Linked DNA regions of Homo sapiens: region 2 is linked to region 1. Evidence: read pairs that join two places in POLR2A ChIA-PET (ENCODE). Cell type or tissue: PC-9. All regions are shown on one strand. Each heading gives the region's core, and the rest is flanking DNA. Links, peaks and the distances in the headings are about the cores only.

What was found. Peaks named below come from ENCODE experiments on the same cell type or tissue, not always from the same donor. Only the 100,000 strongest peaks of a DNase experiment are listed, where the experiment ranks them.
Region 2: POLR2A ChIA-PET joins it to region 1 with 5 read pairs; 9 of 35 experiments call an interaction of 5 or more read pairs at or near these places.

What each region holds. Positions count from the first base shown.
Region 1 is chr11:112,153,180-112,163,241 of GRCh38, forward strand. IL18 (interleukin 18) reads right to left here. Exons shown (of 6, transcript NM_001562.4): 2 at 1,796-1,882; 3 at 413-424. The coding sequence starts at 1,874. Among named protein-coding and RNA genes, the nearest start is that of IL18, 5.9 kb to the right of the region's middle. RefSeq lists a silencer at 4,087-4,381. In PC-9, for the core only: no CTCF peak of the experiment used is centred there; DNase peaks (open chromatin) are centred at 3,192 and 4,262; H3K4me3 peaks cover 1,408 bases; H3K27ac peaks cover 5,273 bases.
Region 2 is chr11:112,096,210-112,107,747 of GRCh38, forward strand. No RefSeq gene overlaps it. Among named protein-coding and RNA genes, the nearest start is that of SDHD, 15 kb to the left of the region's middle. RefSeq lists a silencer at 3,562-3,770. In PC-9, for the core only: no CTCF peak of the experiment used is centred there; no DNase peak of the experiment used is centred there.

The DNA.
Region 1 (10,062 bases), core at 1-8,000:
AACCCGGGAACCTTCCAGGCTTCTTCCCAAAGCATTTCTGAGAGGAGGTGTTACTGATTTTGGACAATTCTAATGCTTCAATCCCTTTTTCCTATGCAACGCTCCCCCTACAACAGAATCCATGACTTCATGCTAATCTTAGGACCTATGAAACAGGCAAAGTCTATTTTGTAGATTCTAAGAGCTGGAGAATTTTTTAAGGCATAGAGAAGCATCTTTTGCTAGAGGTTCTTCTTTGTATCTCTTATGATCATCTTCATTCCAAAGCTGTGCTACTGAGTCCACATTTCTTTGAAGGCAGATTGGTAGCATGAGAACCATTTTTTTTTTTCCTCAGCTGACAATGGTGAGATAGATGTGTCTCAAGCAGATACTTAGTTTGCAAAGAAAAATAAATTCATTTCTACTTTACCATCATCTTCAGCTAAGAGGGGGAAAAAGAGAGAAACAGAATATGTAAAATTTTGTATTTCGACTCAGAATTCAATCTCATTCTAGCTTTTACTTTTGCTACTCCTCTTTCTCGAACTCCTATTTTTATGGTTTAAGGGTCTGTCTTGGCTTTCATCAGAATATTATATAATCATCCAAAAGGCCCATAAAATGAAGCTTATCAGACTTAGTGTGTTCTCAGGTAATTTAGACATAAAACTTAAACCTAGGGTTTAAAAATTTCAATATGTAACTAAAAATAAATTTTATAAAATTAGAGATTTTACTTTTAAATTTATTGCTTAAACGGAAAGTCACCTAAGAAAAGTCAACTAATAATTTTTTATGAAGGTTTTTTTTTGTGTGTGTGTGTCAGGGTCTACTGTCATGCAGGCTGGAGTGTAGGGGTGGGATCATAGCTCACTGCAGGCTCAAATTCCTAGGCTCAAGTGATCCTCCTGCTTCAGCCTCCAAAGAAGGTAGGAGGTGTCCACAGGATATTTTGCAGTTTTTTGTAGAGATGGGGTCTCACTTTGTTGCTCAGGCTTTTAAATGAAGGTTTCAAATGAAGGCAAACTTTCAAATGAAGCCAAATTGTTCACAGAAGATTAATCATAAGAATCAATTTTTAGGCCATGTGTGGTGGTTCATGCCTGTAATCCCAGCACTTTGGGAGGCCGAGGCAGGAGGATCATCTGAGATCAGGAGTTCAAGACCAGCCTGGACAACATGGCAAAACCCTGTCTCTAGTAAAAATACAAAAAATTAGCCAGGCATGGTGGGATGCACCTGTAGTCCCAGCTACTCAGAAGGCTGAGGCAGGAGAATTGCTTGAACCCAGGAGGTGGAGGTTGCAGTGAGCAGAGATTGTGCCACTGCACTCCAGCCTGGGCAACAGAAAAAAAAAAAAAAGAATCAATTTTTACTTGTCAAACATATTTACATAAAATGGTGTAATTCACAGAACTCTAAATTTAGAGAATCTCTTACATAATTTGCCAATTTGCTTTGGGAAATTGTATTTCCTGAATGCACCCAGTTTTGTACTGGGATTTTTCCCATGGAAATCCAATGAAAACTGGGATTTTCCCATGAAAACTGGGATTTTCATGATGTGCACTTACTGCCAACTGGAGAGTGAGCTACTGCTGATTAAAGTGCCAGGACACGTGGTGTGACAAGGTGCTGAGACCTTGGACATGTTGTGGTTAATTTCTAGAGGTCCACTATTTTTTTAAGAGCCATTAATATTACAGTGAAATTTGGTGACAAAAAGAGTCACTTAATAGTTCACCTCACAACATCTTTTCTAATTGAATAGATTTATCTGAACCTGGTATTTGTTCTATGGCATTAGCCTTACCTATAAAGTAAAGCGTATTGTCAATAAATTTCATTGCCACAAAGTTGATGCAATTGTCTTCTACTGGTTCAGCAGCCATCTTTATTCCTAATGAAAGCAAAGAGCCATCTGTTAAGAGACAATGATTGTACCTTTTACTACTACTTTATACTACCTTCAAGTTCAGTGGTCAGTTAATCACCTAGTATACTGATGAACAATCTTGACATTCAATAAATGCCAGAAGTTTCAGCTTATGAATACCCATGTTTAAGTGTTCTCTTACAAATCATCAGATATTTGGAAGATAGAAAGCATTTTCTCATTAAACAATATTATAAAGGGTAGATAAATGGCCTAGTACTGAACTGAATCATTATTCTAGTATTCCTTGAGAAATATAAATATATTGTCAATATAAATATAGTTTCACCTGAGGATGCCATAAACACATCTAATCGTGCCCTTTAGGAAGGACTGGCTTCATCCTTCTCTTACAACCAGTGGGTTCCTATGGGTGAGAGGCTGAAGGTTTGTGACTTCATTGTCAAAATGCTAAAGGTGAAACAATGATAAAAAAGTGCTTCCATCTGAGGGTACAGGCAGGGTGGGAGAAGGCTGAAGGGCTCTGGCATTTGGTGGCCCTCTTTCTCCCTGAGCTGCGGTGATTTTTGATCTGGAGTCTCGATTATACTATATTTTTAACACAAGTAATACATAAATACAATCTTGCTGTAAAATCAAGGGATACAGGATTTGAAAAAAATTTAAATCCTTCCATTTGCTTTTCCTTTCTGCCCCTCTTCCAATACGGTGTGCAGGCTTCCAGAATTTTGTTATGGAATAGGAGTTCTCAGTGTGAGAAATCTGTGAACTTGGATGGGGAAAAAAATACACATGTATTTTCACCAACCTCTGAAATTTAGCATTCCTCCCATGATTAGTTGCAGGAAACAAACCACAGTATTATTAGTAGTACTTGTGACTCTGTCATTAATAGAAATACCTATTTTCTGTTGTGCTACAATTATTGCAGAGATCTTGAGACATGGTTTAAACTCATTACTACTTTGAAATTACAGAAGTTTAGTCCTCACAGTAGATCTTATTATTTAATGTGTTGGTAAAAAGGCACATATATACTGCATTAAAATTTGTTTAAAAATTAAATGGTATGCAGGAGAGTATTCATAAATCTGTGCTCAAAATTTTTCTAGCATAATATGAGGCCTAGCATGTATGGTAGAGTAAGCAGGAATTTAAAACTCAGTTTAAAAAAAATTAATCTGAATTAAGCTAACCCCAAAATAGTTGTTAGTTGGTGTTATACAACTAACTTTGTATAATTTTGGCCTCCCAAAGTGCTTGAGATTACAGGCATGAGTCACTGTACCCAGGCCTTATTTGATAGTTTTATCTAGGTTTAGTTCCTTATGCTCATCTAAGTGCGAACAGTTATTAAATTTATCTTATTTAGATAACATTTTTTTTTTTTGAGATGGAGTCTCACTCTGTCACCCAGGTTGGAGTGCAGTGGCACGATCTCAGCTCACTGCAACATCCACCCCACCCCTCTCACCTGGGTTCAAGCGATTCTCCCATCTTAGCCTGGGACTCCCATCTGGGACCACAGATGCGTGCCACCACACCCAGATAAGTTTTCATATGTTTGGTAGAGACAGGGTTTCACCACGTTGCCCAGGGTGGTCTCAAACTCCTGAGCTCAAATGGTTTGCCTGACTTGGCCTCTCAAAGTTCTGGGATTATAGGTGTCAGCCACCATGCCTGGCCAACACATTTAAATAAAATAAAAACTGATGTACAAATGAATTTAAATAAACATTTAAATATTATAAAATTTAAATATTTATCAAACATTTAAATATTATAAATATTAAATTTTATAAGCTATTTATAATATTTAAATTTACAATTTAGAATTATCACCTAGTTTTTTAAAGGAGGGGATAAGGAAGACTCTTAGAGAAAAATAATATAGCAAAGGATGAAAAGATCACTAAGATAAGTCTAAACATTTTTCACCAAAACCCAAACCAACATTAATATTAAAAATCAGAACAATAATGACTAGGCTGTGAGCTCCACGAGGGCATGTTCTTTATTCACCTTTATGGCTTCATTGCTGAACAAGGCCCTATTATCAGCATCAGAAGGTGTTTGTTAATGACTGCATTAACTGAGAAGGCAGACATTTGTTAACCTGAGAGGCACTCTATGTTTTGATTAGTTATCAGTTGGTGAAATAATGATTAGCATGATCTTCTGTACATACTTTAATATTATGTAATACACACATATTTATCAAACTAATTCACCTGAAATGTACCAAGCAGTATGGGCAGGAATTGGATTAAATTACTGGTGTTTACTATTTTGAGTACATAGTTAGTCAATGAGTGAATGGATTTAGAGAAGGACAATATTTGAGCTGATTCACCAGTTAAGGTTTGAGCATTAACTATGCATCAGGAATGTGGCCAGTAGCTGACCAAACCACACATGAATGAGAGTTGGCTCCTACTCTCCAGTGACTCAGAGTCTAGTGGGAGAGAAGAATCTATAAAGAGTTACAAAATAATGTAATGAATGACGTAAGAGCTGAATTTACAAGAGATTCATTCTTTCTGTTTGATGGTGCTGGAGAAGGTTACCACAGAAAGTGATGACTGTGCTACCTTGAAAGAGAAGCAGGCATTTTCAAGGCCAGAGGAAGAGCTTCCACCAAGAAGAAGCAATGTGAACAAAGGCTAGGCAGCGGGGAGACCGAGAAAATATGGGTTGTTTGAGGCCTCAACATTTTTACCATAAATAAGGCAAATGTAGTCACATTTTACAGAAAGAATGCATTTCTAAAGATCTCACATAGTTCAAGGTTACCTTTTCTTTTCTTTTGTTTTTTGGATACAGAGTTTCGCTCTTGTTGCCCAGGCTGGAGTGCAATGGCACGATCTCGGCTCACTGCAACCTCCACTGCCTGGGTTCAAGTGATTCTCTGCCTTAGCCTCCTGAGTAGCTGGGATTACAGTCATGCACCACCACGCCCGGCTAATTTTGTATTTTTAGTAGAGACGGGTTTCTCCATGGCTGGTCTCGAACTCCTGACCTCAGGTGATCTTCCTGCTTCGGCCTCCCAAAGTGCTGGGATAACAGGGGTAAGCCACTGTGCCCGGCCTAATTTTGTATTCTTTTAGTAGTGAGGGGGGCGGGTTTCTCCATGTTGGTCAGGCTGGTCTCAAACTCCTGACCTCAGGTGATCTGCCCGCCTTGGCCTCCCAAAGGCTGGGACTACAGGCAAGAGCCACTGCGCCCAGCCAAAGTTAACTTTTCTTTGGAAAAAACGTAAAAGTTTGAGAGGAGATATTCTTGGAGTACATAAACCTACAACAACCAAAGCATATTGTTGCTTTCTTTCTTTTTTCAACTTTCTCAGCATTATTACTAGTGTTTTGTAGCCTGCTGTCTCCACACAGCCTATTATGGTGGTACTTTGGCCTTTTTAATATTGTTTTCTTGCATATAAACTTGGTTTCAACATATTTATTTGGAGTTTTTTTTTTTTTGCACAGCAGTAACAATACATCCCTTAGCACTTGGATAACATTATCATATATAAAATTATTTAAAATTATGTTTAAAAAGCACAATAATAACCTGTATGTCTGAAGAACTTCTGAGTTATTTAAAGTCTAATTTACATAATAATGACATGGAAGCAGATAATTCTACCAAGTATAAGAGACACTTGCATGTGGCAATAGTGTTAACAGTTTATAACTCATTTGACCTGACAGCTTTGAAATTATGTCATTCTAGATAAACTATTTGGAAGAGTTAACATTATTTCCATTTTGCCCATATAAACTATAATTTTTATACCGTTGCCTAATTCAATTCACATAAAATGCAACTTGCAGTATACTTTGATGAAAGCTTGGAAAGAAGAGTCAGACTACAAAGGCCTTGTGTAAGCAGACTAAAGAGTTTGAACTGTTTTTTCCTGAAAAAAAAAATACTGACTTAAATAGGAGAAAGATATGGTCAAATTTGTGTTTTAAAAACTCAACTCACTCTAGAAGCAACATAAACAATGGATCTGGTCCGTGTGCAGTGGCTCATGCCTGTAATCCCAGCACTTTGGGAGGCTGAGGTGGGTGGATTGCTTGAGGTCAGGAGTTTGAGACCAGCCTGACCAACATGGTGAAACCCTGTCTCTACTGAAAACACAAAATTAGCTGGGTGTGGTGGCACATACCTGTAGTCCCAGCTACTCGGGAGGGTGAACTGCTTAAACCCAGGAGGCTGTGGTTGCAGTGAAGTGCTCCACTGCACTTCAGCCTGGGCAGCAAAAGCGAAACTCTGTCAACACCACCACCACCACCAAGAACAAAAGAATGGACCTGATTGAACAAGATTGGACAGAGGTCAGACAACAACTACTGAAGTAATTTTAACAATTAAGAGTTGATGAGGCTATAAATTAAGGTAATGAATTCAAGAGATACTAAACAGCGGGATTTCTCAGCTGATCTGTTGTGGGTCAAACAGAAGAAGGAGGAACTGAGGATGACTTCGTAGTTTTTGGCTTGGGCAATTTGTTGAGTGGTTACCTCATTCATTAAGAAAAAAGAACGAAAATACAGCTCAAGTGTAAAATAATTAGTTCAGTTTTGTAAATCTGAGATGTGTCACAGAAGTCAAAAGAGAAAGGGTTTCAGGAGGGGCTGCTCGAAATCAAACTGTAGAGCTCCTAATTTACATATAAGCTTAAACTTGTTCATTGAATTTGGCAATTAGGAAGTTTTGGGCAACCGTAGAACAGTTTGGGTAAAGTGGAGGCAGCAGATGGTAGGTGGACAAATATCTAGGACAGAATGGGAGGGGAAAAGTAAAGACAGTGACTACAAACTATTCTTTTAGGAAGTCTGGCTACAAAGTAGAGAGTTAGGGAAGTAGTTACTGGTGGTGGGGGGAGAGTTATATACATGTACAAATTTTAATTTGGCTCCACATACATAGTTCCAATGGTAAGAGATCTAATACATTACTTTTCAAAACATGTCCTAGTTACCTGCCCCAAACTGAAACCTGGGAGTCATTCTTAACTCCTTTGTCTAATCTTTCCCTTGTCTGATAAATACTGTAGATTCTAACTCAGAAATGTCTCCAGAATTTGGTATCTCCTCTCCATCTCCAACAGCACTGTTTTAAATCAAGCCCTCATTACCCCTGGCATCTTCTATTTTAATACTCTTCTACTTGGTTTTCTTGCTTCCAGACTCTCCTCCATTGTTGCCACAGTTATTCTCTCTGCCAGGCCAGAACTTCCCCTTCCCCTGCCTTTTTTTTTTTTTTGCCTGCAAACCCTGCCTCATCTTTCATCCCGTAACTCCCAGCTTTAATAGTTCCTCTAGGAAAACTTCTCTGCTCTTTCATTCCTAGCTAATTATTCTCTCCTCAGAGTCCTACCTCCTTCACACCTGTTCATGCTTCTTAAATAGCTCTTACTACCCTAAATTGAGATTACTTTGATTAAAAATAGGTCTGTTCAGCTTTCATCTGAGTTTTAAGACAATGAGTTGTCTTTTTTCCCCTGAATTTTCAACACCTGGAAAGAGCTTACCACACAGTAAGAACTCAATAAATGTTGTATGAATAAAAGTTTGCTATGATAAACCTTGTTGCCATGACAACAGCGTAGAAAGGGATGTGTAGAATATATATATTTTTTCTATCTTAAACTTTCCCTCCACCTGAAAGCCAATGAGAAGGAGGAAGAACAGGAGGGAAGCCTGAAAACAGAATTTTAAAAATAGAATAATTTTTCTAATGTCTTCTCCATTTTTCCCTAGTAGTTTCTTTTTTATTTCATGTGTTGATTTTGAATTCTTCATTCTTATTTTCTTACAATTCTTCTTGTTAGTTCTCAATACATCTATGACTGATTACAAGTAGTGTGTTCTCATCCCCATTCCTCCTCTCCTCAATTTTCCTCTTCCTTTCTCATCCGTGTTTCTTTGCTTTAACTCTAATCTATGAAAATTATAGTATCCATTGGATAAAAATGCTTTGACTATTTCATCTAAAATTCTCAGACTACTGACTTTTTTTTTTTTTAAGAGTTATAAACCACCTCAGAAAGATCCTCCCAGGAGTAAGCAGTGACAATTTGTTCTTTAAAACAGACATAAAAATTTAGTTATGCAATACTTTGACAACTAGCCAGAGGCTAGTGAATGGTAGAATTTCATGATGGAAATTAGGACACATGAGTTCCAGTTTTGTCTGGGGCAAGTCACTTAATTTTAAGGGTCTCAGTTCCCTCATTTGGACAAGGAAGTTGGCTAGTCAGTCTTTAAGGTCTGTTCCAGCTCTACCAACCTGCAATTCTAGACTCTAGTTAAAGCTGTAAGGAGAGAACCATTGATATGTGGCAAACGGCCTAGTAACCACTTCTTCATAATTCTAAGACAGTAAATATTTATGGCATATTTATTATACAACCAGCATTGTTAAGCCACTAAGAGTTTAAAAACATACTATTAGGCTGGGCACGGTGGCTTATGCCTGTAATACCAGCACTTTGGGAGGCCGAGGCGGCTGGATCACTTGAGGTCAGGAGTTCGAGACCAGCCTGGCCAACATGGTGAAACCCTGTTTCTACTAAAAATACAAAAATTAGCCAGGCATGGTGGCATGTGCCTTGTAGTCCCAGCTACTTGGGACACTGAGGCAGAATAACTGATTGAACCCATGAGGCAGAGGTTGCAGTGAGCCGAGTTCGTGCCACTGCACTCCAGCCTGGGTGACACAGCAGGGCTCCATCTCAAACAACAACAACAACAACAAACATACTACTAGATTAAAAGTTAAAATGCCTTGAACTTGAAAAGCAACTATGATTATGTTTATCCTTGCTGTGGAATTCCAATCCTGTTGAATAGGTATGGGATGAAATGAGGGAGCATGCTACATAATTAATTACCTGAGATCAGGTAGGTAGTCATCTTGACAGCAACAAGATCAAAACCTAACTTTTCAGTTCTATAAATCATTTTATCCTTGAACATTCTGCCATCTTATTATGAATGCGTGTATGTGAGTGTTGAAGAGGTGAGAGTAGCAGAAAACTTAAAAAATAAGTTTTTAAGTTTTTGTTTTTGAGTCTGTAGACTCAAAGCAAAAAAATCAAAATGGAACTGATGTAGTTTAAATGGCCTAGTTTGAAAAGGAGAATTGAGTTGAATCTCAAAGAATGCTTAAAGATTTGAATAGATAGAGAAGGCAATGGACCAGCATTTATGTGATAATCAAAACAATGTTGTGGTGGGGGTGAACTGAATAGAGCGATGTTTTTTTCTTTTCTTTTCTTTTTTTTTTTTTTTTTGAGACATGGTCTTGCTCTATCACCCAGGCTGGAGTGCAGTGACACAGCAAACATGGCTCACTGTAGCCTTGACCTCCTGGGCTCAAGTGATCCTCTTGCCTTAGCCTTTTGAGTAGTTGGGACTACAGGCACATACTACCACATCTGGCTAATTTTTGTATGTTTTGGAGAGACAGGGTTTTTGCCATGTTGCCCAGGCTGGTCTTGAACTCCTGAGCTGAAGCAATCCACCTGCCTTGGCCTTCCAAAGTGTTGGGATTACAGGAGTGAGCCACTGCACCCAACCTGTGATTTTTGGATTGTAGTGGAACAGTCCTGCTATTTTGCAGTGAACACAAGGTAAAGTCGGATTAGATTATGGAGGGCTTTGGAAATCAGGTAAAAGAGTAAATTTAATCTCACAGGCAATAGGAAAACATTGCAGATAAAAAGTTATTTTGAAGGAAGTTTGTTTGTTTTTTTGTTTGTTTTTTTGAGAAAGTCTCGCTCTGTTTAGTGGCTGAACTCACCACAGATTTGGCTATCCTGGGCTCAAGCAGTCCTCAGCATCCTGAGTAGTTCTACAGGCATGCACCAACACACCCAGGTAATTTTTTATTTTTTTGTAGAGACTGTGTTGCCCTGGCTGGTCTCAAATTCCTGGGCTCAGGCCTGCCTGAGATTCTAGGCATGAGCTAGTGCACCTGGCCTGAAAGAAGATTTAATAGAACGTAAAGTAGCTGAATATAGGCAAAAAGACGAATTTCAGGAGTCCTAAAATTTAGGGGGTCCTAATTTTTGTTATTCAACTTCAAACAGAGATATTTATTCAGCCCTTTCCTTAATTGTGAAAGAAAATTATCTCGGGGAATGCTATATTATCCAATTGTAGCCCAGTCCAAAG
Region 2 (11,538 bases), core at 2,496-10,495, 54 kb before region 1:
AATCAGACACAAAGTACTGGAAAACAAAAAGGACTTGTAATAGGCAGAAAAATACCAAGTGTATAAGTAATTTGGTATAAACAGAGTATAAGGTTTAGTATTTAGGAATAAGAACTATGTCCAGATTATGGTGTTCTGTGAATACCAGCCTTTGGAATTCATATTATGTTCTATGTGTATTTAGTCTGGTCTAAGAGTTGAGTGTAAGGCATGATGCTGTCTTCTATCAATATAGAGTAACTGGGACTAAGCACATTTTACTCACCAAGGACCTTACTGGGAAGCTGAGGCAAAGGAAGAGTATGTGTTTATGAATGTGTACTAGGGGTTAAAGACATGCTCTCCTTGATGTGCCTGTGGTCTTGTAGAGACTCAAGTGTGCATTAGGGTTTAGGAAGAGGTGATTAATTCTGTTTTGGGGTGGGTAAAAGGTTTCAAAAGAGGGTGATGCCTGAATAGCAGTGGCACACCAACAGATAGTGGTGGTGGGACCAGTCCACCCTGGTGGGAGAGAATATATAAACAATATTCTGACATTGTTTAGAATTGCTGATGCTTGATGATGATAAAAAACAAATGGACTAAAAGTCAATTTTATTGTTTTAAAATTCTCTATAGACGATCCCCTCCCCACCTTGTAGTGTCATTCCTTCCCTTCCCTAGCTCTCAGTATACTGCTGCTGTAGAGTGGAGTGATGAAATGGAGTCTTCCATAAAGTCAAAATGGGGATGGCAGTGACTCTGGATAATATGGGAATCCATAGCTATCTCTAGTACCATCAGATCCTAGATATACAAGGCTGTCTAGTGCTAATAAGCTTCATTAGATGGTGAACGAAGTTGGAGTGGAGGCTGGTTGGGCACTGCCTGCCCCATGTCCCTGCTGGTTTGGTCATTAGGATGGAGCTGAGCTGTCTTTGGGAAGTCAGTAGGTTGCTGTGAGCTGCTGGAAAATGAGGCAAGATTCCGGAAGGGTGCTGTGGCTCATGCCTGTAATCCCAGCACTTTGGGAGGCTGAGGCAGTAGGATTGCTTGAGGCCAGGAGTTTAAAACCAGCGTGGGCAACATAGCAAGACCCTGTCTCTACAAAAATACAATAAAACAAAAAAAAGATTAGCCGGGCATCACTGGCAGTGGCATGTGCCTGTAGTTCTAGCTACTTGGGAGGCCGAGGTGGGAGAATTGTTTGAGCCCAGGAGTTTGAGGTTACAATGAGCTATGATCATACCACCGCACTCCAGCTTAGGTGACAGAGTGAAATCTTGTCTCTTTAAAAAAAAAAAAAATCCAAGGGCTAACAGCAATAGTAGTTTCTGACGGTAAGCAGGACATGATCAGAACTGTGCTTTAGAAATAATTTGGGTACCATTAGGTGGGTTAATAAGCTAGAGGTAGAAGGACATGTGAGGGGATAGAGACAGAATAAAGGGCCTGAACTTTGAGAGTAGCAGTGGAAGTAGGAGTCAATCTCAAAAGGTATTGTAGAAGTCAAAAACATTAATTCATTCATTTGATAGATACTAAGTACCTCATGTAATCAGCACTGTGCCAGGTACTGTGGATAACGATAAAATTTTACCTGCCTTTGAAGGGAATTCATAGTCTAATTGGGGCAACAGAAGAATGACTGCAATACGGTGTAGTAAGTGCAGTGATGGTGAAGCACGTCATGCGCTGTGATGTAACAAAGGGTGCAGTAAGGATTTGCCTGCAAGTTTCCTGGAAGAGAAGATTTGTAACCTGGGTTTTGAAAGATAAGGAGCTGACAGTGGCTGGGGAAGCTGGGATGAGGTGTAGGGTTGACTGGAGGATGGCAGATCAAGCAAAAGATGATATGTAGTTTGGTATGACCCAGCACAGGGAGGGACTGATTGTAGAGGACCTTATATGCCACGATAAGTAATTGAAACTTTATCTTTTTTTTTTTTTTTTTGAGACAGAGTCTGACTCTGTGGCCCAGGCTGGAATGTAGTGGCGCGATCTTGGCTCACTGCAACCTCTGCCTCCCATACTCAAGACATCCTCCCACCTCAGCCTCTTGAGTAGCTGGGACTACAGGCACATGCCACCATCCCTGGCTAATTTTTGTATTTTTTGTAGAGATGGGGTCTTGCTCTGTTGCCCAGGCTGGTCTCAAACTCCTGGCCTCAAGTGATTCACCCACCTCCGCCTCCCAAAGGGCTGGGATTTCAGGCGTGAGCCACTGTGCCTGGCCTGCGACTTTATCTTGACAGCAATATGGAGTTACTGAAGACTTAATTATGCAAACGGCATGATCCAATTTTTATTTTAAATAGGTTTTGCTGACAGCTATGTAAAGAATGGATTTGTGGGAGGTAAGCATGGAAACAGATTATTTTAGTGACCCAGAAAAGAAATAATGAATTGTGAAGGCAATTGTAGCTAGAATGAAGGAGAGAACAAATTTAAGAAATATTTAGAACTTAGAATCAATGAGAGTTATACTAAGATGTGAACGCTTGAGGGAGGAAGGAGCTTTGCTCAATTTTTTGTTGTAAATAGGTGGATGGGAGGTAGTGTCATTAAAGAAAAATGTTGAAGGAAAATTAGATATGGTACTGGAATCAGTAACTACTGAAGTTTTGGATTTGTGAGACGGCTAGGAAGAGATAGAATTTGTAGACTTCTATTTTTTGGCAATATGGCAGACTCAATTTTAGAAAGTATTTACTTTGATATGAAGCCTGTTAGAATGTTAAACAAGAACACCTTTAAAAATATTTCATTTATTTATTTGGGACGGAGTTTCACTCTTGTTGCCCAGGCTGGAGTGCAATGGCATGATCTCGGCTCACTGCAACCTCCGCTTCCTGGGTTCAAGCGGTTCTCCTGCCTCAACCTCCTGAGTAGCTGGGATTACAGGTGCCCACAACCACACCTGGCTAATTTTTGTATTTTTAGTAGAGATGGGGTTTCAGCTATGTTGGCCAGGCTGGTCTCAAAACTCCTGACCTCAGGTGATCCACCCACCTCGGCCTCCCAAAGTGCTGGGATTACAGACCACTGCACCCGGCCAAAACATATTATTTAGTTTGCAAAAAGAAATCTTCTGGAGCCAGACCAAAGTAAGTCTGCAGCTAGGGAGGTAAGCAAGTGCTTAGGGTATCAGTTGCCCCTAAGAGTATCTACTAAGCCCAGGTGGCCCAGAGTTCTAGTCTTCTTCTTCTTATTATTATTATTATATATATATTTTTGAGACAGAGTCTCGCTCTGTCACCCAGGCTGGAGTGCAGTGGTGCGATCTTGGCTCACTGCAAGCTCCGCCTGCCAGGTTCACACCATTCTCCCACCTCAGCCTCTGGAGTAGCTGGGACTACAGGCGCCTGCCACCATGCCCGGCTAATTTTGTTTTCATATTTTTAGTAGAGACGGGGTTTCACCGTGTCAGCCAGGATGGTCTTGATCTCCTGACCTCATGATCCGCCTGCCTCGGCCTCCCAAAGTGCTAGGATTACAGGCATGAGCCACCACGCCTAGCCATTATTATATTTTTTTGAGTCAGAATCACGCTCTGTTGTCCAGGTTGGAGTGCAGTGGCGTGATCAAACTCACTGCAGCCTTGATCTCCTGTGCTCAAGTGATCCTCCCACCTCAGCCTTCTGAAAGTAGCTGGGATTACAGACTTGTGCCACCATGCCTAGCTAATTTTTTTGATTTTTAGTAGAGATGAGGTCTCACTGTGTTGCCCAGGCTGGTCTCAAACTCCTGAGCTCAAGTAATCCACCTGCCTTTGCCTCCCAAAGTGCTTGCATTATATGCTTGCGCCACCATGTCTGGCCGGATTCTAGTTTTAAGAAGGTGGCACATAGGCCAGGAGAAAAGCTTAGGGCTCAAACCAGGGAGTTAGAATGAAGATTCCCCTAAACCAAGAACCATAAAGAGTTTTGCCCTCAGAGAAAGGGTGAATTAGAAAAAATGATATTTGCTCACACCTGTAATCCCAGCACTCTGGGAGGCCGAGGCGGGTGGATCATCTGAGGTTGGGAGTTCGAGACCATCCTGACCAACAGAGAGAAACCCTGTCTCTACTAAAAATACAAAAAAAAAAAAAAAAAAAAGGGCCGGGCGTGGTGGTGGGTGCCTGTAATCCCAGCTACTCGGGAGGCTGAGGCAGGAGAATTGCTTGAACCCGGGAGGCAGAGGTTGCGGTGAGCTGAGATCACACCATTACACTCCACCCTGGGCAACAAGAGTGAAACTCCATCCCCCCCAAAAGAAAAACTGATATTTATCTGAAAAAGCAGAGAGCAGAGCAATGTGTGTATCTTGCCTTGGCTCAGGTTGGAGGAAAGAGTCTCTTCTGAGAATGTGTGGCTAAGAGCCAGTCCTCATGCCAGTTTGGAGTCCGAGTTCAAGTTACCTGCATATCTAAAAAGGTTACATGGGGCAAATTTAACTTTGACCTAGGTTTGTAGGGCATGGTAGTCAGCACAAATCCTCACCAGAGAGAGAAGGGTTACCCCAACACAAGCTTCAAAAATCCCCATAAAGTTCCAGTGAACGTGAACTGTCAGCAAAAATCACAGTACTGGAATGTCCTGAGCAAGAGTCAGCACAAATAAACAGAACCATACCCACAAAGAATTCAGACCCTGGAATTTTCAGATACACATTATAAACATAAGATGAGATATAAGTCTAAATATAAGTCAGCTTTCTGCTCAGGGATCAGAAAGCTTTTGGAGAGAGTGGTATATACTTGATGTTATCGTCTCAATTCATAGAATCTTAAAAAGTAGATGTCTACTTAGGAGAGTTTTCTCCTCTGGACACCTGATAATGAGTGTCAGGGTCAATTCCCAGTGGGGCTGAATGTTCAGTTTCTGAGACCTAAGCACCACTGTGAAGCATGTATCCATGACTATGGGCCTGGAGCTTCAGAACGGTGTCTATGAGATTAAAATACCCAAATGGTCATTTCCAATGTGGTTCTAACTCTAACTTTCATCAGTGACTGTTTCTAAACTAGTCTTCCAGGCCAGGTGCAGTGGCTCATGCCTGTAATCCCAGCACTTTGGGAGGCCGAGGCAGGCGGATCGCCTGAGGTCAGGAATTCGAGACCAGCCTGGCCAACATGGTGAAACCCTGTCTCTACCAAAATATACAAAAATTAGCCGGGTGTGGTGGCATGCGCCTGTATAGTCCTAGCTACTTGGGAGATTGACGCGGGAGAATTGCTTGAACCCAGGAAGTGGAGGTTGCAGTGAGCTGAGATTGCGCCACTGCACTCCAGCTTGGGTGACAGAGTGAGACCCTGTCTCAAACATATAAATATAGGGCCTGGCACAGTGACTCACGCCTGTAATCCCAGCACTTTGGGAGGCTGAGGCAGGTGGATCACCTGAGGTCAGGAGTTTGAGACCAGCCTGGCCAACATGGTGAAACCCCGTCTCTACTAAAAATACAAATATTAGCCTGCCATGGTGGCTTATGCCTGTAGTCCCAGCTACTCAAGAGGCTGAAGCAGGAGAATTGCTTGAACCCGGGAGGCGGAGGCTGCAGTACGCCAAAATCATGTCACTGCACTCCAGCCTGGGCAACAGAGTGAGACTCAGTCTCAATAAATAATAATATAATATAATATAAATATAAATAAAAAACTAGTCTTTCAGTTGTAGATTATGCTGGTGATGATGGGAGACACAATGTATCTATTGGTATTCTTTTGAGAAACAGAGTTTGTAAATTGGGCATAAGACTATGTATATGAGATTCATTTTTGAAAAAATACAAGATTACTACATACCAAGGATGAAATCTGTTACGGGATGTGTCAAGCCCAGCCTCATAGAGTGTTTCTATAATAGTTTAATATGAAAGCTTATGAAGATTTTAAGAAGTAAATTGCAATATCATCAGGCCTATGTATAAAACTTAAAAACGTAAAACTAAGGGAGGCTGGGCGCGGTGGCTCATACCTGTAATCCCATCACTTTGGGAGGCTGAGGCGGGCGTATTATGAGGTCAGGAGTTCGAGACCAGCCTGGCCAATATGGTGAAATCCTGTCTCTACTAAAAATACAAAAATTAGCCGGGTATGGTGGCATGAGCCTATAGTCCCAGCTACTCGAGAGACTGAGGCAGGAGAATTGCTTGAACATGGGAGGTGGAGGTTGCAGTAAGCCGAGATGTGCCACTGCACTCCAGCCTGGGCTACAGAGCAAGACTCTGTCTCAAAAAACAACAACAACAACAAAAAAACCAAAAAAAAAATAATAAGGGAAAGCTGTAGTCTACCAGAAATGTTATAAACTATTATTAAAAAGTTTTTTTTTTTTTTTTTGAGATGGAGTCTTGCTCTTTCACCCAGGCTGGAGTGCAGTGGTGCAATCTCAGCTCACTGGAACCTCTGCCTCTGGGTTCAAGAGATTCTCCTGCCTCAGCCTCCCGAGTAGCTGGGATTACAGGCACCCGCCACCACGCCTGGCTAATTTTTGTATTTTTATTAGAGACAGGGTTTCACCATGTAGGCCAGGCTGGTCTTGAACTCCTTGCCTCAAGTGATCCGCCTGCCTTGGCCTCCCAAAGGATTACAGGCGTGAGCCACTGCACCCAGCCTCAAATGGTCTTTAATGTTGGTGTTTCTTTGTATATTTGTTCTGGATTATTATAATTAAAATGAACAATACATTGATATGATTAATAAATTAATGCATTGATATGATAAATAAAATGAGTAAGCCTCTTAGGTAAGACTTTTTTGACTAGTACTTTATAAAGTTTGAGCCAGTTTGTCCCTGTCAATTGAGCTATTATTATATTATTATTTTTGCAGCATGAAAATTATTGAGCTGGAGGTAGTTTGGGAGAAACCAAGCAGTATGAAACAGTCTTGACAAAACCAATGTCCTTCCTCTTATCCACCCTTCTACCCCCAATGAGGGCAGAGTGTTGTATTTTAATCCCTCTTATATACAGAAATCAGATTGAACAACTATTGTTATAATACCAACGCTGGTAAAGCTAGAAAGGGCTGTTTGTATAAGGTGGCGGCCTTTTTTTTTTTTTTTTTGAGACGGAGTCTTGCTTTGTCACCAGGCTGGAGTGCAGTGGCACGATCTTGGCTCACTGCAATCTCTGCCTCCTGGGTTCAAGCAATTCCCCTGCCTCAGCCTCTTGAGTAGCTGGGATTACAGGCACCCACTACCATGCCCTGCTAATTTTTTGTGTTTTAGTAGAGACGGGGTTTCACTATGTTGGCCAGGATGGTCTCGATCTCCTGACCTCGTGATCCACCCGCCTCAGCTTCCTAAAGTGCTGGGATTATAGGTGTGAGCCACCGTGCCCGGCCAAGGTAGCAGGCTTTAAAGCATGACCTTTAGCATGCACTTTATTCTTAATGACTGAAATTTGCTTTGGGTGTTGGAGTATCTTTAGTAAGTCATTAGTTTCTTTTCCATTTTTGATTCAGTTGTCTGAGGAAGTTAGGAAACCCCTTTGTTTGCACAATGTGCTGAAATCACAAGCAATCCTGAAAGTTCATCTGTAGACAATATGGATGTTAACTCTTAATCCTTTAGCGTGATGGCGTGTTCTTAATAGAGCTATCAGTTTAGCTGTCTAAGCTGTTGCTTATAAAGTATTCCAAAATGGAATATTTCAAAGTTATAGCATATTTGGTGCAAAGTATACCTTGATTCATTTTTAATTATGAGTCATAATCAAAAGGCAATATATCAGGGTTGTACAGGAGAACATCAGTCAAATCAAGACTGGGCATGCTTAGATTTTAAATATTGGACAATATTGAGATTCCTCTTCATCAGGAAGGGGAAATAGGGCAGCTAGATTTAGATTGGAGCAGTATTTAACAGCTAAAAAGGAAGCAGACAAATAATATAGAAGGTAATGAGCTTGTAATGAGTCCCTAGTTTTGAGTAAACATCACTAAAACAACCAGTCTGTCTTTTTTTTTTTTTTTTTGAGATGGAGTTTTGCTCTTGTCTACGCTGGAGTGCAATAGCACTATTTTGGCTCACTGCAACCCCCACCTTTCGGGTTTAAGCAATTCTCCTGCCTTGGCCTCCTGAGTAGCTGGGATTACAGGTGTGCGCCACCACACCTGGCTAATTTTTGTATTTTTAGTAGAGACGGGGTTTCACCATGTTGGTCAGGCTGGTCTCAAACTCCTGACCTCAGGTGATTCACCCACCTTGGCCTCCCAAAGTGCTAGGATTACAGGCATGAGCCACCGCACCCAGCTGACAACCAGTCTTTCATGTACAAACAATGAGAAGGCTTTAGCATAGTTAGGAAATGCCCAAGTTCGAGATGATTTTGAGAGGTTATTATTTAAGAAAGAAAATGCCTGTTGAACATTTGTATCCTATGGGCAGAGCTGTGAGTTATTAAGTGAACTCATACAGTGTTTTAGTTAATCTAAATAAGTAAACTACCAAACATGTCTAATTATATTTAGTATCTCTCCTTTCATGAGATAATAAAACATTATGGCCATCCGGGTCACTCCAAAGAAAGTTTAGATGTAAAAGGCCTCTTAATAATTCAATCATTCTTCATTTAGGTCTTAAGTTAGGAAATTAAGAAAATTGTCAAAGAAAATTGGCTTAAATATATGCATAAGTCAGGGTGGGCGCGGTGGCTCACCCCTGTAATCCCAGCACTTTGGAAGGCCAAAGTGGGCAGATCACGAGGTCAGGTGTTCAAGACCAGCCTGGCCAATATGATGAAACCCCGTCTCTGTTAAAAATACAAAAATTAGCCGGGCATGGTGGTGCGTGCCTGTAGTCTCAGCTACTTGGGAGGCTGAGACAGACGAATCTCTTGAACCAGGGAGGTGGAGGTTGCAGCGAGCTGAGATCATGCCACTACACTCCAGCCTGAGTGACATAGCGAGATTCTGTCTCAAAAAATATATATATATATATATAGAGAGAGAGAGAGAGAGAGAGAGAGAGAGAGATGCATAAGTCATAAATACCAAAATACAAGAAAACATCTTGCTTTAAAGTGACAATATGCACAATAGGAGGGTTTTTTTTAAGAACTGAGGAGCTTTTGGTTAGATTGATTCAAGAGTGTGATGACAAAGGTACAAAAACTTTATTTAAAGATTGAACTTATTCTGTATTACGAATTTTCTCTTTAAAAATGGTTTATGAGCTTTTTTTGGCTACTAATCTTAATATTTCATTATATGTGTATGGTTATATATATACAAATAGATGGTATTTTAAAGCTTTTGACTAGTTTTTTTTTTTGGAGACAGAGTCTCCCTTTGTCGCCCAGGCTGGAGTGCAGTGGCACAGTCTCTGCTCACCGAAGTCTCCACCTCTTGGGTTCAGGCAATTCTCCTAACTCAGCCTCCCAAGTAGCTGGGACTACAGGTGAGAGCCACCATGCCTGGCTAATTTTTGTATTTTTAGTAGAGACGGAGTTTCACCATGTTGGCCAGGCTGGTCTTGAACTCCTGTCCTCAAGTGATCTGCCTGCCTCGGCCTCCCAAAGTGCTGTGATTACAGGCATGAGCCACTGCATCCGGTCTTGACTAGCTTTAAAATACGGTTAACCTTGTTAGCATAGTATGTAAGCAAGCACATGTATCTTATTGAATTTTTTGCCTTAGTAAACTAAAAATTCTCTTGATAAATAGACAAAACATATCCATTTTCAAGTATATATATGTATATATATAGCAACAACTATATCTAGTGTAGTCTTTTTTTTTTTTTTTTGAGATGGAGTTTTGCTCTTGTTGCCCAGGCTGGAGTGCAATGGCACAATCTTGGCTCACCGCAACCTCCACCTCCTGGGTTCAAGCAATTCTCCTGCCTCAGGCTCCCGAGTAGCTGGGATTACAGGCATGCGCCACCACATCTGGTGGCTAATTTTGTATGTTTAGTAGAGACGGGGTTTCTTTATGTTGATCAGGCTGGTCTCGGAACTCCCGACCTCAGGTGATCCGCCCGCCTCGGCCTCTCAGAGTGCTGGGATTACAGGCGTGAGCCACTGCGCCCAGGCTATCTAGTGTAGTCTTAATCATAGACATTAGTTACAATCATTAACTACAGCAATAAATTTGTTTCCTCACAGACAAGAGAAAACCATCAGGCAGGTGACTAAGAGCTGACACACAGAGTACCTTCATAAACACTAATATCACCCAAAGGCATAGGGACATTCTCTTAAGCATGCTAATTGATGCTCAATATATATAAAAATACAGTTAAAGGCATAATAAAACTAGATTGGTGACCTATGCTTTGTATTTTCTAGCTTACCTAGAAATTGTCCAGGTGTCTAAGGATGATTTACTAATTAACTTAAATAATAGGAGGGGAAAGAGAAGAAATACAGGGTAAATGGCCCCAAATAAGATGGTAAAAAAGAAAACCAGATATGGCACTAATCTCTGACAGAATAAATGGGTTAAATCTACTGGTCAAATTATAGATATCAGGTGAGATAAAACAAAATACAGCTATATACTATATAAGAGATATGATTAAAATATAAGGACGTAAAAAGGGCAAAAGGGATAAAAATGGATATTCTTTCAATACAAACCAAAAGAAAGCTGGTATATATGTATTTATATCATTCAAAGTAGACTTTAGGGCAAAAAGCATTATTAAATATAGAGTCAGGCTGGGCATGGTGAGTCATGCCTGTAGTGGCAATTTGGGAGGCCAAAATTGTTGGATCTCTTGAGGCCAGAAGTTCAAGACCAGCCTGGGCAACAAAGCGAGACTCCGGTTCTATAAAAAAATGAAAATAATAAAAAATTTGCCTGGTTCAGTGGCACATGCCTGTAGTCTCAGCTACTTGGGAGGCTGAGGCAGGAGGATTGCAGGAGCCCAGGAGTTTGAAGTTGCAGTGAGTTATGATCAGCTATTACACTCCAGTCTGGATGACAGACTGAGACCCTGTCTCAAAAAAATAAAAGTCATTACATTACAATAAAAATTCACCAATATGTTATAACAGTCTTGACCTTTATGTACCTGATAATAGCCTCAAAATTTCTAAAACAAAATGACAGAATTCCAGAAGAAAGCATGGAAAATTTCAGGTGTATTTCAGAGGTGGACAGATTAGTTAAAAAAATTAACGACATATTTAAACAATAAAATATTTAACAATAAAAGTAACAAGTTTGATTTAGCGGACATATGTAGAACTTTGTACCTACCCGTAAGAGAATATATGTTCTTTTGAAAAACATACCTGACCATGTATATAGACTACAATAAAAAAAAAAAAAGCCTCAACAAATACTGATGAGTATCACACAGAACGACTTGAGGAGGGGCTCAGGATGCAAGATGTATCTAGTACTTTCTTCTTCTACCAGGAAGATCAAAAATAATGAGTAATGTGTCATCTAAGAGAGAACACTGGAATCCAACAGAGAACTTACAGAAAACACCAGTAGCAAGGAAGGAGAAGGAAGCGAGGAAGTCTGCTCAGCTGGGGTCATCTGGGAACCTATAGAGGCTCCCTTAATGCGGAGAAAGGGTAAGTGAAAGACCCCCAAATGTCCACATTCCCACCATG